2 separate regions of the Homo sapiens genome follow, and region 1 is linked to region 2. Evidence: read pairs that join two places in POLR2A ChIA-PET (ENCODE). Cell type or tissue: GM12878. All regions are shown on one strand.

Evidence for each region. Peaks named below come from ENCODE experiments on the same cell type or tissue, not always from the same donor. Only the 100,000 strongest peaks of a DNase experiment are listed, where the experiment ranks them.
Region 1: POLR2A ChIA-PET joins it to region 2 with 5 read pairs; 3 of 35 experiments call an interaction of 5 or more read pairs at or near these places.

What each region holds. Positions count from the first base shown.
Region 1 is chr5:149,795,097-149,803,096 of GRCh38, forward strand. All of the region lies in intron 1 of PPARGC1B (PPARG coactivator 1 beta), which reads left to right. Among named protein-coding and RNA genes, the nearest start is that of MIR378A, 66 kb to the left of the region's middle. In GM12878, no CTCF peak of the experiment used is centred here; no DNase peak of the experiment used is centred here; H3K27ac peaks cover 1,863 bases.
Region 2 is chr5:149,857,261-149,865,260 of GRCh38, forward strand. It overlaps PDE6A (phosphodiesterase 6A), which reads right to left. Exons shown (of 22, transcript NM_000440.3): 21 at 5,859-6,006; 22 at 693-3,711. The coding sequence ends at 3,635. It also overlaps a transcript of PPARGC1B not described here. Among named protein-coding and RNA genes, the nearest start is that of PDE6A, 84 kb to the right of the region's middle. In GM12878, no CTCF peak of the experiment used is centred here; a DNase peak (open chromatin) is centred at 3,781; H3K27ac peaks cover 384 bases.

The DNA.
Region 1 (8,000 bases), 62 kb before region 2:
AAGGCTCCCTTTCACTCTGCTGTTCTATAATTCTGGCACCTATGCCTCCCTTGCAGCAGCTCTGAAATGAAAAGGTTTTTGTTCTTATTCTAGCATAGAAATTACATGTCATAGCTTAGGGCGTCAGATTTCCTGAGTTCCAATCTCTGGACAACTACCTACTTAGTTGGGTGTCTCTAAGGGAAGTTAGCAAACCTCCCTGCGCCTCAAGTTTCCTCACCTGTAAAATGGAGATAAAAAGGGGACCTATCTCATGAGGTACCTGCAGCTATTGTAGTTAAAGCATAAGGTGGGGCATTGGACTAAGTGGCTGTCAAGGTCTTTTTCCACCTGGGGCTCTGTTGTTCTAAATCCCAGACGTCTAGTCTCAAGCTGGAGAATTACCTAAGAGAGGACATTTCACAGCTCTGGAAACCTGATCTGGAGATTAGAGGCCTGGAAAAGGCAACTGAGGAGAAAGGAGCAGTGGGGAGTTTCCAGGGCACCAAATGCAAATCTGAGTACAGGTGTGGATGCCATGTCTCTGCCAGCCAGCTCCTCAGGGCAGAGGACGCAGGAGGGCGGCAGCTTCTGAGCGGGATGAGGTCACAGCATCTTGAGGCCTGGGATACTGTCACCTCAGCCCCATTCATCTGCAGTTTTTTGCAGAACCATCCTTCCCATGTCTGCTGTTTGGGGATGATGGTGGGGGCAGGGGGGGATGATTATCTTTTTTTTTCACAGTATAACAGTGATTAAGTACCCTGTTTTGGAGTCAGACTTCCCTTAACCCAGCTGGGGAACCTCATTAGGCCTCCTCAGTTTCCTCCTCTGTAAATTGGGAATAATACCAGTCATGAGGATTGAGTGACATGATGCATGTCAAGAGCTCAGCCCATTTTCCCACATAAGAGAAGGCTCACTAAAATCTGAAGAGTGCCTACTGTGTGCCGAGGTGCAGCAGGAAGCATGGAGAGGCTTCCGTTCTGGTGGGGGTCGACCAGTAACACACATCTGGACAGAACTAACAAGGCCATTTCAGACAGTGATGTAGATCATGAAGAAAATAAGACACAGCCATGCGATGGAGAGTGTGACGGAGTAGGGAGGGTGGTGGCCACTTCAGAGTGAGCAGTCGGTGGAGTAGGGGGGGCCTGTTGGAGGAGGTGACATTTGATCTAAACATCAGAAAGTAACCAGCCATGCAAAAATGGCTTGTGGATAGACACTGGGGCAGTGACCAGCTATTGAGCTCCAATGTAAAGGATGTCAGGATGGCTGTGGCATGGTCAGTGAGGCAGAAAGTGGCAGAAGAGGATGCTGGCAGGGTAGGCAAGGGCCTTATAAGCCACAGGTGTTTGGATTTCATTCTGAGTGCAATAGGAGCGTCTTTGGAGAATTTTGAGCAGTGGGTGGGTAACATAGTCCTGATTTACATCTTTTAAAGATAATTTTGGCTACTGTGGGAGAGACCAACTTGGGGTGGGGTGAGCAAGTGTGGGAGTGGGAGGCCAGCTGGGCATCTGCTGGAAGTCTAGTAAGAGATGATTGTATGCACCAGTATGGTGGCAGCAGAGAGAGAGAGATGAGAATGGTATTTTGGAGAGAGTGCAGACAAGACTGGCTGATGGATGGCATGTGAGGGCGAGGGAAGAGAGGAATACTTAAATTTTGCTCCTCAGCAGCTGGGTGAAGGGTTTGCCATTTACTGACCTAGGAGAGACTGAAGGAGAAACTGGTTTGGGTGGAAATAGAATTCCATTTGGATCTAAGGAGGAGATGCTGATAAACCACTCAGGTGGAGATATCAAGGAGGAAGGATTTGAAAGGGCTCCTTTGCAGGCATAGCCGAGGACAGAGTTAATGCATGGAAGGACACGGTTTGTTTTGCTCCGAGACAGCCTGTGTGCATTTCTAACTGCAGCTTATCCCTCTTCCAGCCCTAAGCTTCTGGATTAGCTTGAAGGGCCTCCCTCCCTCGCCCAACAGCTTGGAGTGACCCACATCCCTCCTTGAACCCTGGACGGGCTCAAGGCTGCCCAAAATGCTCCTCTGCAGGACTCCTATTGGCGCATAGGTGGAGCTTCCAGCCCTGGTGTGTCTGGGATCAGAGCCTGGGATAACCTAGACCAGCCAGCCTTAAAGAACATTGACAGTGTGCCAGGCACTGTGTTACAATGCTTTAAACCTCACGTTTAAGGGGTCTGTGAACTTGGATGGAAAAAAATTACATCTTTGTTTTCATGAATCTCTAGCTGAAATTTAGCATTTCCTTTATGAATGTAGGGGACAAAAAAAAGTATTAGTGGTAACGGTGACTTTGTTGTCAATGGAAATCACAGATATTTGTATATCACAGTTGTTCAAGATATCTACAAATATTTAGGCTCATTGCTATTTCCAAATTATAAGTAATTATTAGGCATGCCACTAGCTCTTGTTATTTGTTAATAAGGAAACACTACCATAACAGATTCTTTTTTTATTATTTTGTAAATATATTTTGATAGTATTGGTTTTCTTTATAATTCTACATTTCATTTGGTGCATTTAAAAATGTTTCGGCTGGGCGCGGTGGCTCACACCTGTAATCCCAACACCTTGGGAGGCCGAGGCGGGTGAATCACTTGAGGTGAGGAGTTCGAGACCAGCCTGGCCAACATGGTGAAACCTTGTCTCTACTAAAAATATAAAAATTAGCTGGGTGTGGTGGCGTGTGCCTGTAATCCCAGCTATTAGGGAGGCTGAGGCAGGAGAATTGCTTGAATCTGGGAGGCAGAGGTTGCAGTGAGCCGAGATTGCACCATTGCACCCAGCCTGGGCGACAGAGCAAAACTCCATCCCCACCCCCCGCCAAAAAACAATTCATTTATTTTTTTATTTTATGCATTCATAAATGTTGTGAGAAGTTTATAGGCTTCATCAGATCTCAGAGGGACCCATGGCTCAAAAAAGGTTAAGGACCCTTACTTTACAAGTATGATCTTATCATTCCCATTTTACAGATAAAAGAGCTAAGGCCCAGAGAGGTTGAGTGTCTTGGCCAGGGCCACACAGCTGGTTAAGGGACCAAGCCCAAATTAATGCACATCTTTCTCATTCCAAAGTCAGCGTTCAGAACAGTCCACCATTGCCTCCAAAGTAGCCCCATCAGCTAAACCTACAACTGATTTGAATAGAGTCCGCACCACAAAAAAATCATATTTTGTCTGAAAAAATTAATCCAGCATTTGCATTTCTAGTCTCTAACACGCCCTTGTTTTTTTGTTTTGTTTAGTTCTGTTTTTATAATACAAGAATGTTCCCCTTTCCAGTTAAATGACTTGACTTTATTATGGCAAATCTTGGGGGTAAAATGGAGTTCTGAAAAGAGGCACCATGCCTCCTGTGTATGCCTCTGAGTATGTCTTGCCACTCCAGGTATGTGATCAGAGATAGAGAAGCATGGCCTCAGCTTAGTTGATTCCCGTGCTGCCTGTGAGCAGCCAGTCCACTGAGCAAACGAGAAGGCTGAGGCCTAGGGCCATGGGGTGGCCTGATTATAATCACATAGCTCCAGCCAATGGAGTTCTAGTTCACGTTCTTCCCCTGTTGCAACCTTGGTATGGCTCAGATGACCAGCAGACTTTGGTCCAATTCCGACTACCCCTAACTTAGCTGAGTGATTTTGAGCACATTGCTTACCATCCCTGGGACTCAGTTTCCTCATCTGTAGAGTGGACTGGACAGTCTGTCTACCTGCCTTTATGTGGTTGTTGGACAGTATAAACAAGATGTCCATAATGTGCTTGGCACAAAAGAGAGGCTCAGCAAAGGGCAGTGATTCTTATGGGCCAAATATTACCAAGCTCTCAGAGGTCCCTAGCCCCCAAGCAGGGGCTGGGTGCTGAGGAAGGCAGAGACCTCCTTGCTGCCTGAGAGGTGAGATAGGACATTTGCTAAGCTCCCACCAAGAGCCAAGTGTGACCTGGTGGTCCAAACTCAGCCACAGTGGAGACCTCACTAGATGGACTGTGAAGGGTGGAGAATGGGGGACAGATTCCTCACCTCTCATCCCTGTCTGTCTGTCCCTTCCTCAGAATCCCAGAACAAGAAGTGGTGGCTTTATTTCACACACCTCTATATTTAATAAGCAGGACCATGACGAGGTTTGGTGACCTCAGGGCCCAAATGGACTGTCTGCTGGCATAAGTGGTGCTTGAGTCATTTCCCAGGGATGAGCACTGGGCAGGCTTCCAGGAGCTGAATTTACCCTCTGATTCTCTGCTCTCCTCTTCTCCTCCCCACCCCTAAGCTCCATTTTAGAGTTTCCAGCTTCTTTGGCTTCAGGAGGCATGGACCAAGATAGAAAGTAAAATAGTTATTCATTCACCAGGGCTCTCATGCCCTTCCCTGAGCAAAGGCTTAGGCTCGATTGAAGGGAGACCCTGGAAGCCCGAGACACTGAACCAGGCCCTGAGGCTCCTGCTGATATGTATGTGCACTGGGGACACAGGCTCAGTGACCTAAATGCCCAGAGAGAGACTGGAGGAAGGAGAAGCTGGGGCATTCAGGGCAGGCTCCATCAGGGAGGTGGCATATGAATGGGCTTTTTTGTTTGTTTGTTTGCTTGTTGTTGTTTTTTTTTTTTTTTTTTTTTGAGACGAAGTCTTGCTCTTGTCACCCAGGCTGGAGTGCAGTGGCACAATCTCAGCTCACTGCAACCTCCGCCTCCCGGGTTCAAGTGATTATCCTGCCTCAGCCTCCTGAATAGCTGGGACTACAGGTGTACGCCACCACACCTGGCTAATTTTTGCATTTTTTAAAATAGAGATGGTTTTGCCATGTTGGCCAGGTTGGTCTCGAACTCCTGACCTCAGGTAATTCACCCATCTCGGCCTCCCAAAGTGCTGGGATTACAGGTGTGAGCCATTGCGCTTGGCTGGAATTGGGTTTTGAGGAATGAGTTGCAGCATGTATATGATAAAAATAAAAACCTTCAAAGAGTAAAGAAGGACATAAAATAGAAAGTAAATATTCTCTGACCTCTCCCATGCCTAACCAACTCCTTATTCCTATTTCCTCCAACTCCTACTATTCTTGTGTGTCCTTCTTGCAATAATCTATGGATATATGAAGTGTACCTATCTATGCATCATAAAAAAAGTGTAAACAGGATCATGTAACGTTAACATCCCCTTCCACCTAACAGCCCATCTTGGCAGTCTTCCCATAGCAGTGCACGAGGGGAGGGATGGCTTTTGACCAGTGGTGCGAAAACATTGGTGGTCATTGCAGGTCGCTAGAAAGATATCACCAAGAACTCAGAGATGAGAAAAACTACAGTGCGTATGGGGAGCTTTGATAGGAGTGAGGCAGGCAGTATTGCCAAGCAATTACGAGCCTGGTCTTTGGATTTGGAAGATCTGGGGTTGAATCCCAGTTTCAGCACTCTCTAGCTGTGTGACCCTGGGCAAATTTCTTCACTTCAATTTCCCCATGTCTTAAATGGCTAACAATACCTCCCTTTGGGACTGTTAGGCACTTTTGGTGAGAGCACTTACAACTCACAGAGGCACCTGGTAAACAGCCTCCGCTGTTTTTGCTGCTGTTGTCATGTGACAGATGGGGCAGGGGGAGCTGAGTCCCAACAGGTGGGGCCAGGTGCATGTTGGGTGTTTCAGGAGTGACATTTGGAGAGAAGAGGGCCAACCGATTGATCTGAAGCTCAAAATAGCCTGGAAGTGCAAGAACAACAATAAATAAATGGGTTCTGGATGCTTTTAAATCTTGGCATTTCCTGATCTCAGCTCAGCTGGTCCAGACAGCTTCATCAGCATTTACTGCTGAGGCGGCGGCACACGCCTCCCTTGGCCATGACCCAAAGCTGCTTTCAAGAAAATCAGATCTAGAAACGTTTGGATCTCTGGTGCCAGGCCTATGGGTCATGGACATATGGCGTGGATCAGGTAGTGTCAGGGTTTGTCCCATGTGTATGGGGAATGAAGACCTAGGGGATGAGGAGAGAGAGAGCAGGACCTTGTAGGACGAGTGGGTGATATGGGCACAAGGGAATGGCCAGGCTCCTAATCCCCTCTCCAAGTGTTTATTGAGCACTTACTATGTGCCAGGTGCCAGGGATACAGTAGTGAGCATTAATAAAATACTCATGCATATAAATGTTTAATAATAAATGCTTAATTTCCCAGTGTGCTCAGCTCCAGAAGCCTCTGTACCTTCAGAAGGCCATGAGAGCGTGCAGAAAGGCTCCTTATATGATCTGCAAGCTCAAAAAAAAGTTTCCTCCAGGAAGTAGAGTGAAGGATGAATAGGAGATAAGTAGGCAAAGCCTTTATGTGTGGGAAGCGTGTTCCGGGAGAGGGAACAGCATGCGCAGAGGCTATGTCAGGGGACAGATCCTGTCAAGTGCCAGGGGTGGAAAGAAGCCAGCAGGACTCAGAGTGGCAGTAGGGAGTGGGTGCTGGTGTGAAATGATGTGGGACAGGGAGGCAGGAGACACACCGTGCAGGACCTTACAGGCCACAGAAAGAGTTTCAGTCTTTACCTGGGAGGAATCAGAGGGAGCCAGTGGGGTCAGGTCTGTGTCTTGAGAAGATAGCTGTGGCTGCTCTGTGTCTAGCCGCCTGGTGGGGGCTGGAGTAGAGGCAGGAGGCTATGGCTGCCATTGACGTGTGAGTTGGTGGTGTGAACTGGGTCTGTCTCAGAGCATGAAGGGTTAACTCAGTGACTGGGTGTGAGGAAGCTACAGGAAGGCCCAGCAACCCAGAGAGGCTGCAGCTGTAGTTGCTTAAGGACTCTTGTGTAGTAATCTCACTGATGGCCATTGTCTTTTGAGTATCTACTTTGCACTAGACACTATGTGAAGCCCTTCTCGTTAATCCTCATAAGAACCCTAAGCAGGTGGGTGTACCCTATTTTACTGAGACCCGGAGAAGTTAAATCATTTGGCCAAGATTACACAGCTCAGCACCGCCCCGTCCCTGACCCCCGAGCTCCTCTGGTTGACGGTCCTCTGGATAAGTGTTCTCCAGTTCACTTTGACCCTTCTCAGGACTTGGCCCAAGGCCCCAGCTTCTGTCTGGTTGCTCCAGTGACCCTCAGTGTAGTGTCTGCCCTGACCTCAGGAACCAGTTCAGAGCTGGTCTGGAAGAGCATTGTCCTACACGGTCTGAAAGGACACAGCCATGTGGCCCTCGCTCCTCCGTCCCTCCTGGCTTGCTGGCTTCTGGCAGCACTCAATTTGCGACGTGAGCTGAACCGGTTGTGTCTCTGGGCTTTGCATGTTGCCTGCCTCCCGGGATTCAGATGGTCTCTGCTGCTTGTTTTTATTTTTCTTCTTGACTTCCTCTCCTCTCCTCCTTTCCCTCTGCTCCCACCCTGTCCCCATCTGTTGTGGCCCCATGGGGGTCTTTTCCTCCCCTCCCAGATGTGCAGGCAGGATTTGGGATGGAGGCAGAAGCCTCCTTCCTTCTGGCTTCTCGAGAAGGAAGGAAGCTAACAGTTTGGACAGCTGTTACCTGCCGGGCTCTGGGCTAGGCTTTTGGCATACGTGATCACACAGAGCCCTCATGACACTTCTGTGAGGCATACACAGCTTTATCTCTACAGATGGGGCAGCTGGGGCTGGGAGGACTCAGGTGTTGCATCCATGGTCACATGATAAGGATCTGACTCGATTTAAAATTTTTGGCTTCCCAAACTTAAATGTGCCTATGAATCACCTGAGTATTTTGTTAAAATGCAGATTCTGATTCAGGAGGTCTGGGATGAGTGTGAAGGGCTGCGGTATTTAATAAGCTCCAGGAGAGGCTGATGCTGCTAGTTCATGGACCACAACATGAGTAGCATAGGGAGGAGCCAGCAGAGCTCCCACTTGCCACTTAAGGGATTCTCCCACTTGAGGGTTCACCAGCCCTCAATCCACACCACCTCCACCCCCTCCACTGTCTTTCCTCCTTTTTAGGAATTGCTGATGGGGCACCTGACACTTTTCCACCCTGCCCACGTGCTGACCCTGCATG
Region 2 (8,000 bases):
ATCAGCATCAGCTGTGATCCTCATTCAGCTCAGTCTCATTTGGTGCTAACCATAGTCCTCTGAGAGAGGCACTGCAAGGATCTTGACCTTTTTTTGACAGATTGGGAAGGCTGGGAAGTGGAGCAGAAGGAACCTGCCGAAGGGACTCAGAAACATGGCAGCAGAGTCAGGACCAGCAACATCAATGCCCGTGTGTTCCTGAGTGACACTTATTTCTCCTTGCTACTCTGCCATGTAACCACCAAACGTGATGTTCTTAGGACAGGCCTCTGCTTAAAGACCACTGCTATCAGGGTGTGCATTGCAGCAGGGCAGAACATCTAGTTTGGGAGTTTAAAGATGCAAGTTCCAGACCCAGTTCTCTATTGACATCACCACCTGCAAACATGAGCAGGGCCCATGCGTCAGGAGCCCAGATTGATCTACTGTGGAGGCCACCAGGATGTGGCTGCCCTGTACACTATGTTCTCTGTGATCCTGGGCATCTCCTGGAGGGAAGCCAGGGAACTGTGCCAGGAACTTGGCCCAGCCCCGTCTTCTCACTGGCCTTCAATTTCCTCATGTGTCTAAAAAGAGAGATTACAGTAGATGAGTGGTTTACCGTTTGGGGAAACCATGTGGCTCCCTCTCCTCAAAGCAACTGTTTTAATATATTAGTTTCTGCATAACATTCAGTGTGGAAGGAAGAAAAGTTCTAGAGCTAATGTCCATTTATTAGAATGAGACAGAGGAATGTGTTACATGCGGCCACAAAGAAACAAACAGATAAATACAGAATGTGGGAAAACTGACTCTGTTTCTGCAAGGTGATGACAATGGAAAAAAGGAAGGAGTACTTTGTAGATTAAAAGAGACTTCAGAAACTTAACCATGGCTATGTGAGGTGATGGATATATTAATTAGCTTAATTATGGTAACCATTTCACAATGTATATCAAAACATCACAGTGTATACCTTAAATATGTATACTTTTTATTTGCTAATTATACCTCCATAAAGCTGGTGGTGGGGGGGGAACGATAGAGAAGGAAAAAAAATCAAGATTTGGACAAGTGTAACAAATTGACTTGCAAATTTTTAGCATGTTATTGCCATTTTCAACTTCTGGTTTATTTGTGCTGTTTTCAACATCAGTTACTATGGTATGAATGCTGATCAGGCCAGTGCATTCCGCTAGGTATTGCATACTTGCCAGAACATACTTAGATTCGGTTTAAAAGAAATAAGTCCTGGCCAGGTGCAGTGGCTCACGCCTGTAATCCCAACACTTTGGGAGGCTGAGGCAGGAGGATTGCTTGAAGTCAGGAGTTTGAGGCCAGCCTGGGCAACAGAATGAGACCCCATGTCTACAAAGATAGGTTTTAAAAAATTAGCTGGGCATGGTGGTGCATGCCTGTGGTCACCGCTGCTTGGTAAGCTGAGATGGAGGATTGCTTGAGCCCGGGCAGCTGGGGCTCCAGTGAGCTATGGTCATACCACTGCACTCCAGCCTGGGCGACAGAGTGAGACCTCGTCATGAAAGATAGAGAAAGAGAGAAATTCTATCTGCCACATCTTTTTTTTTTCTTTTTTTTTTTTTTGAGACGGAGTCTTGCTCTTGTTGCCCAGGCTGGAGTGCAGTGGCATGATCTCAGCTCACTGCAACCTTCGCCTCCCAGGTTCAAGCGATTCTCCTGCCTCAGCCTCCTGAGTAGCTGGGATTACAGGTGCACACCACCACACCCAGCTAATTTTTGTATTTTTAGTAGAGATGGGGTTTCACCATGTTGGCCAGGCTGGTCTTGAACTCCTGACCTCAGGTGATCCACCCACCTTGGCCTCCCAAAGTGCTGGAATTACAGGCGTGAGCCACCGCGCCCGGCCAACATCTATCTTTTTAAACCAACAGAATGCCTGCTAATTTAAGAAACAGAAGTTCTGGAATTGAGAATAATCTGACTTAATTTATACTCTGTGAAATCAATGAAAAATCCAAGAATAAAAAGTACATCTTCTTTTTTCTAAAAACCAACAAAAAGAAACAACTAAATTCAATATGTGAATTTGTTTGGATCAGATTCAGGCAAGCCAACCATTGAAAACGTTCATGAGAATGAAGGAAGGTTGATTAAGGGCTGGCATCACAAGTTGGGTGTCCCAGAAAGCAGACTCTAAAATGGACTTAGTCTGCAGGATGCTTATTAAGCAGTGCCCTGGGGACCGATGCTTGGGGAAGGGAAGGAAATAGGAGTGGGCAGAGGGAGAAGTCGAGTTGGGATGTGAGCCCAGCGACAGCCTTAGTGGACCCCACGAGGAGTCGTGGAGCTGGAACAGCCCTGCACAGTTATCCCATGCTCAGCCAAGATGGCCAGGCCTCTCCACCTGGCATGGATCAGTCATTGGGTGTAGGCCACCCTGGGGAAGGCTGCAGTAACACCTGATGGGGTTGATACTAAGGGTCTGTCAACAGCACTCAAAGCTGGTGGGGTCCCAAGTCCTTTGCTGAAGCTTGGGGTCTGTGCAGCCCATCAAAGCATAGATCACAGCTGGGTATTAGGCAGGCATTGGTTGCATGGGCCAGTGATGTGGTTATGTTAGAAAACATACTTATTTCTTTAAAGATGAGATAGTAGAGGTGTGAAATGATATGTTTGGGATTTGCCTTTTCTTTTGCTTTTGTTTGAGTCAGAGTCTCGCTCGGTCGCCCAAGCTGGAGTGCAGTAGCATGATCTCAGCTCACTGCAACTTCCGCCTCCTGGGTTCAAGAGATCCTCTCACCTCTGCCTCCCAGGTAGCTGAGACTACAGGTGAGTGCTAATTTTTGTATTTTTTGTAGAGACAGGGTTTTGCCATTTTGCTCAGGTTGGTCTCAGACTCCTGGGCTCATGCAGTCTGCCCACCTCAGCCTCCTGAAGTGCTGGGATTACAGGTGTGAGCCACCACGCCTGGCCAGGATTTGCCTTTAAACACTTCAGGTAAGAAAAAAAATTGAAAAGAAAATGTAAAAAGGACAGACGAAATGCATGTAGCAAAATCTTGATATTGGAATCTGGGTGATGGGTATGTGGGGATTCAACGTACAATTCTCTACTTTTGAAAATGATTGAAAATTTTTACAATACATTAACTGAAAGTATAAGAACAAAAATGATTCTAAGCAAGCCAGTGAATCTGGCATTAATTAAATGTAATTAAATGTTTAACTGATGTCTATGAAAGCTAGAATATTGGTTTTAGCTCAATAGGCAGTTCTCAAGACTAAAAGAATGTTTAAAAGCCACTGGATAAGGTATAAGCCAAGCTTGTTCAACCCACGGCCCGTGGGCCACATGCAGCCCAGGACGGCTTTGAATGCGGCCCAACACAAATTCATAAACTTTCTTAAAACATTATGAAATTTTTTTTTTTGGCGATTTTTTTTTTTAAGTTCAACAGCTATCATTAGTGTTACTGTATTTTATGTGTGACCCAAGACAATTCTTCCAATGTGGCCCAGGGAAGCCAAAAGATTGAACAGTCCTGGAAGCTAAATTCTCTAACAGCTTTCAAATCCTATGACTCTTCTACTTCTCAAGGTGTGTGGTCTTCCACTGGCTTGAGTCATCTCTTCCCAGGAAAGGGTGGTGCCGTCCAGCCAGCACATCCCCAGTGGTGTTACTGGATGCAGCAGGACTTGGATGTAGTTGCACCCCCTGGGCTGGGGTTTCCCCCCGGCTGATTTCCTGCGGCTGCTGCAATGAAACAGGAAAAAGAACACACCAGGTGACAAGAGGCTGCAGTGGGCTTCCCCTTTGACCTAATTTGGACCAAGAGTTGCAAACTCAAAGGCTTTCAGTGGCCAACAGATAACAACACATGCAGAAGGCAAACCAGGTGTGAGGAGAATCACGGAAACAGAACATTTCTCTAAGAAAAATAGCAGCACGAGGATGATGATAAGTGAGAACCAGTACTCGGCACCAATGTCTGGGAGACCAGGGGAGCTGTGAACATGACAAACTAGAGACAGCCTCTGTCTCATCTAAAGGGGGCAGTTGCCACTCGGCTTCAGCCAATTGTTGTCATGCAAAAATGATAGACTGGTGTGGCCAGATCTTACCTTTTTACTCTTTTAGAAAGAAAAGCTGGGCCAGGCACAGGGCTCACGCCTGTAATCCCAACACTTCAGGAGGCTGAGGCAGGAAAATCACTTGAGCCCAAGAGTTGGAGGCCAACCTGGGCAACATAGCAAGACCTGGTTTCTACAAAAAAATACAAAAATTGGCCAGGCATGGTTGCATACACCTGAAGTCCCAGCTGCTAGGGAAGCTGAGGTGGGAGGATCGCTTGAGGCCGGGAATTTGAGGCTGCAGTGAGCTATGATCGTGCCACTGCGCTCCAGCCTGGGCAACAAAGCAAGACTCTATCTCCAAAAAAGAAAGAAAAAGAGGCTGTAAATCTGGATTTTTTAAATCTTAAATATTCCAATTTTAAAATGTGGCCCAAAAATTCACATTTAAAAAAATGTTGGTACTGATTCTCTAGCTATAAGAAAAAAAAGAAGGAGAAAAAAATGTAAGCCAAATCTGTATTTTTTTATCTGAAGGCCACAAATTTGCACTGATTTACTACTTGCCCAAAAGACAATTTGTACAAATTAGAAAAATGCACTTATTTCCCAGGATACCTCACTGCCATTTTTCTGGAAAATCAAAATAGCTATACACATCTGTGATGTACAGGACACTCCCCGGAGTTGTGCAAAGCATAAACTACAAAACTCTAAGTGGCCCCTACATTTGCAGCTGCCCATTTAGAATCAACCCACGCTGCCCAGAGCAGAGCTGAGGCCCTGACATTTTCCATGTGTAAGAGCCATGGGTGAAGAGGGATGGGTGTGCAAAGGAGGGCAGTCAGGGTGAGGGAGGGACAAGATGCCATGTCCTGTGAGGAAACAGATCACACAATCAGTAAAAGAAATGACTTGGGGGAGGGGCAGTGCTGTCAGTAGTAAAGAGTTAGAACAAACAAATCCCATTTGATTCTGAAGGCAGAACCATGACCACTAAGTGGAAGCTTCAACAAGGAACAATTTGAGTTCTAGGAAGACCTTTCTAATAGTGGTACTGAATGAGGATGTCATATAAGATAGTGAGACCTCTGTCACTGGTGGTATACAAGCATAAGCTCATGATGGTATAGATAGGATTCAAACATCAGACAGAAGGCTGGAAATAGGGCCTCAAATTCCTTCCAAGTCCGGACGCGGTGGCTTATGCCTGTAATCCCAACACTTTGAGAGGCCGAGGCGGGTGGATCACCTGAGGTCAGGAGTTCGAGACCAGCCTGGCCAACATGGTGAAACGCCATCTCTACTAAAATACAAAAATTAGCCAGGCATGGCACTGGGTGCCTGTAATCCCAGCTACTCAGGAAGCTGAGGCGGAAGAATTGCTTGAACCTGGGAGGTAGAGGTTGCAGTGAGTGGAGATCGTGCCACTGCTCTCCAGCCTGGGAGACAGAGTGAGACTCCGGCTCAAAAAATAAATAAATAAAAATAAAATTCCTTCCAACCAATAATTATAGATCTTCTCCTTTGTCCCAGGGTAGGGACATATGTCCACAGCCCTAAAATCAGAGTCTGTGCTATGTTGGTTGCCGGGGCACTTGCTGGGAGGCCTGGATCGTTCCTCAGCCTCAATCTTGGGAACCGGGCTCTGTCTCTTACTGTGTGACTTGGTCTCTTCCAGCCTTGGTGCTCTCACACACAGAATGGGGACAGTATTGGCCATCAGGAGGCCTGAATGAGACTCCGTGTAAGAGTCTCTGAGGCAGGACGCAGACACTGAGTGCTCAGGGAGTGGGGTGGTGGGAGTCCCTGCTTCCCCCTTCCACAAACCTGACTTGGCCGACTGCTGTTTCTGCTTCTTCTCCTCCTGCACCTTCATCTTGGCATCGTACTCATCAGCAAGCGCCTTCCACTCCTTGCGATTGTTGGTGATCCCGTCCAACATTGGGGTGATCTCCTCGTGGAAACGGGAGAATTCCTAGAAGAGAGAGTATGTGCCTCTGGTGCAAGGGCCAGGCCACAGGGTCTGGGCTCAAGCGGGTGGCACAGCTGGAAACGTCCAACACTGGAATGAGCTGCTTCGGAGTAGCAGGCCTCCCGCCACCGTGCTGATACTGCAGGGCCTCCGGTCTACACCAGCCCATGCCTCACCTGCTTAGAAGCCTCCTGTGGCGCCCCTGTCCTTCAGCATGAAGTGAAAACCCCTTACTATGGCTTTCAAACTCCATGACCCAGTGTCCTCCTGCCCTTGACCATCTTGCATTCTCCAAGCAATCCAAATCTCTTAGTTCCTGGAGTGTGTCCTCCATTCTGTGAGCCTCACACAAGCTGCTCTTTTCTTTTTTTTTTCTTTCCAAGACAGGGCCTCACTGTCATCCAGGCTGGAGTGCAGTGGCACAAACATAGCTCACTGCAGCCTCAAACTCCTGGGCTCAACCCATCCTCCCACCTCAGCCTCCCAAGTAGCTGGAACTACAGGCTCATGCCACCACACCCAGGTAATTTTTTTTATTTTTGTAGATACAGGGTCTCCCTATGTTGCCTAGGCTGGTCTCAAGCTCCTGGCCTCAAGTGATTCTTCTGCCTTGGCTTCTCAAAGTGCTGGGATTACAGGCATGAGCCACCATGCTCAACCCAAGCTGTTCACTTTGCTGGAACACTCTAACCTCCCGTTTTCTTCCTTGAGGCCTCCACTTATATGTCACTTCCTCCAAGAAGCCTCTTCTGGCCCCCTAGTGGAGTCCCCCATTGGAAGCTCCCAAAGCCCTCTCTTACCACATCTTGCTTCCTTGTCATGACTCCCTTTGCTTGTCTCCCCGAGAGGCTGAGAACCTGGAGAGGGCAGGGACATTGGCAGCCTCATTCCCTGGGGTGGCCCTGGCCTAGCACAAGGTCTGGGACACAAGGATACTCAGTAAATATTTTCTGAGTGAAATCGGGATGTTGAGAAGATGATTTTTTTTTTTTTGAAACTGAGTTTTGCTCTGTTGACCAGGCTAGAGTGCAGTGGTGCAATCTCGGCTCACTGCAACCTCCGCCTCCCAGGTTCAAGTGATTCTCCTGCCTCAGCCTCCCAAGTAGCTGGGATTACAGGCATGCACCACCAACCCAGCTAATTTGTTTTTTTGGATTTAGTAGAGATGGGGTTTCACCATTTTGGTCAGGCTGGTCTCGAACTCCTGACCTCAAATGATCCACCTGCCTTGGCCTCCCAAAGTGCTGGGATTACAGGCATGAGCCACCTAGAAGATGATTCTTAAAGGCTCTTACAGCTCTTTGAGCATAGCACATTATACTTTATGAGCAATTTATCTCCTCTGGTCCTCAAATTCCTGTGAGGTAGGAAAATAAGATTCATCACTTCTACATCTTTAGGTAAGGAAATTGAGATGCAGATTGATGGAGTGGATTTGCCCAATATAAGAACAGCAAATCCACGGCCCGCTGTGAAGTGCCAGAGCCGACTGTGTTCAGAGATGCCTGGGTTCCGGTCCAGGCTCTGCCACAAACTGCGATCTTGGGCGGGTCACTACCAGAGCTTACCTTCAGCCATTAAATCAGGACAGTAATAATACCTACCCCACAGTGTGGTTTTGATAACATATATAAAGCACTTAGCCCAGTCTCCCTTATTTAATAATATTCCTGATGATTAAAACTCATTCCCTCAGCTGGGCACCATGGCTCACGCCTGTAATCCCAGCACTTTGGGAGGCCGAGGCGGGTGGATCGTTTGAGGCCAGGAGTTTGAGACCATCCTGGCCAACAAGGCAAAACCCCGTCTCTACTAAAAATACAAAAATTAGCCCGGTGTGGTGGCACATGCCTGAAGTCCCAGCTGCTTGGGAGACTGAGGCAGGAGAATTTCTTGAACCTGGGAGGTAGAGGTTGCAGTGAGCTGAGATCGCACCACTGCACTCCAACCTGGGTGACAGAGTGAGATTCTGTCTCAAAAAAAAAAAAAAAAAAAAT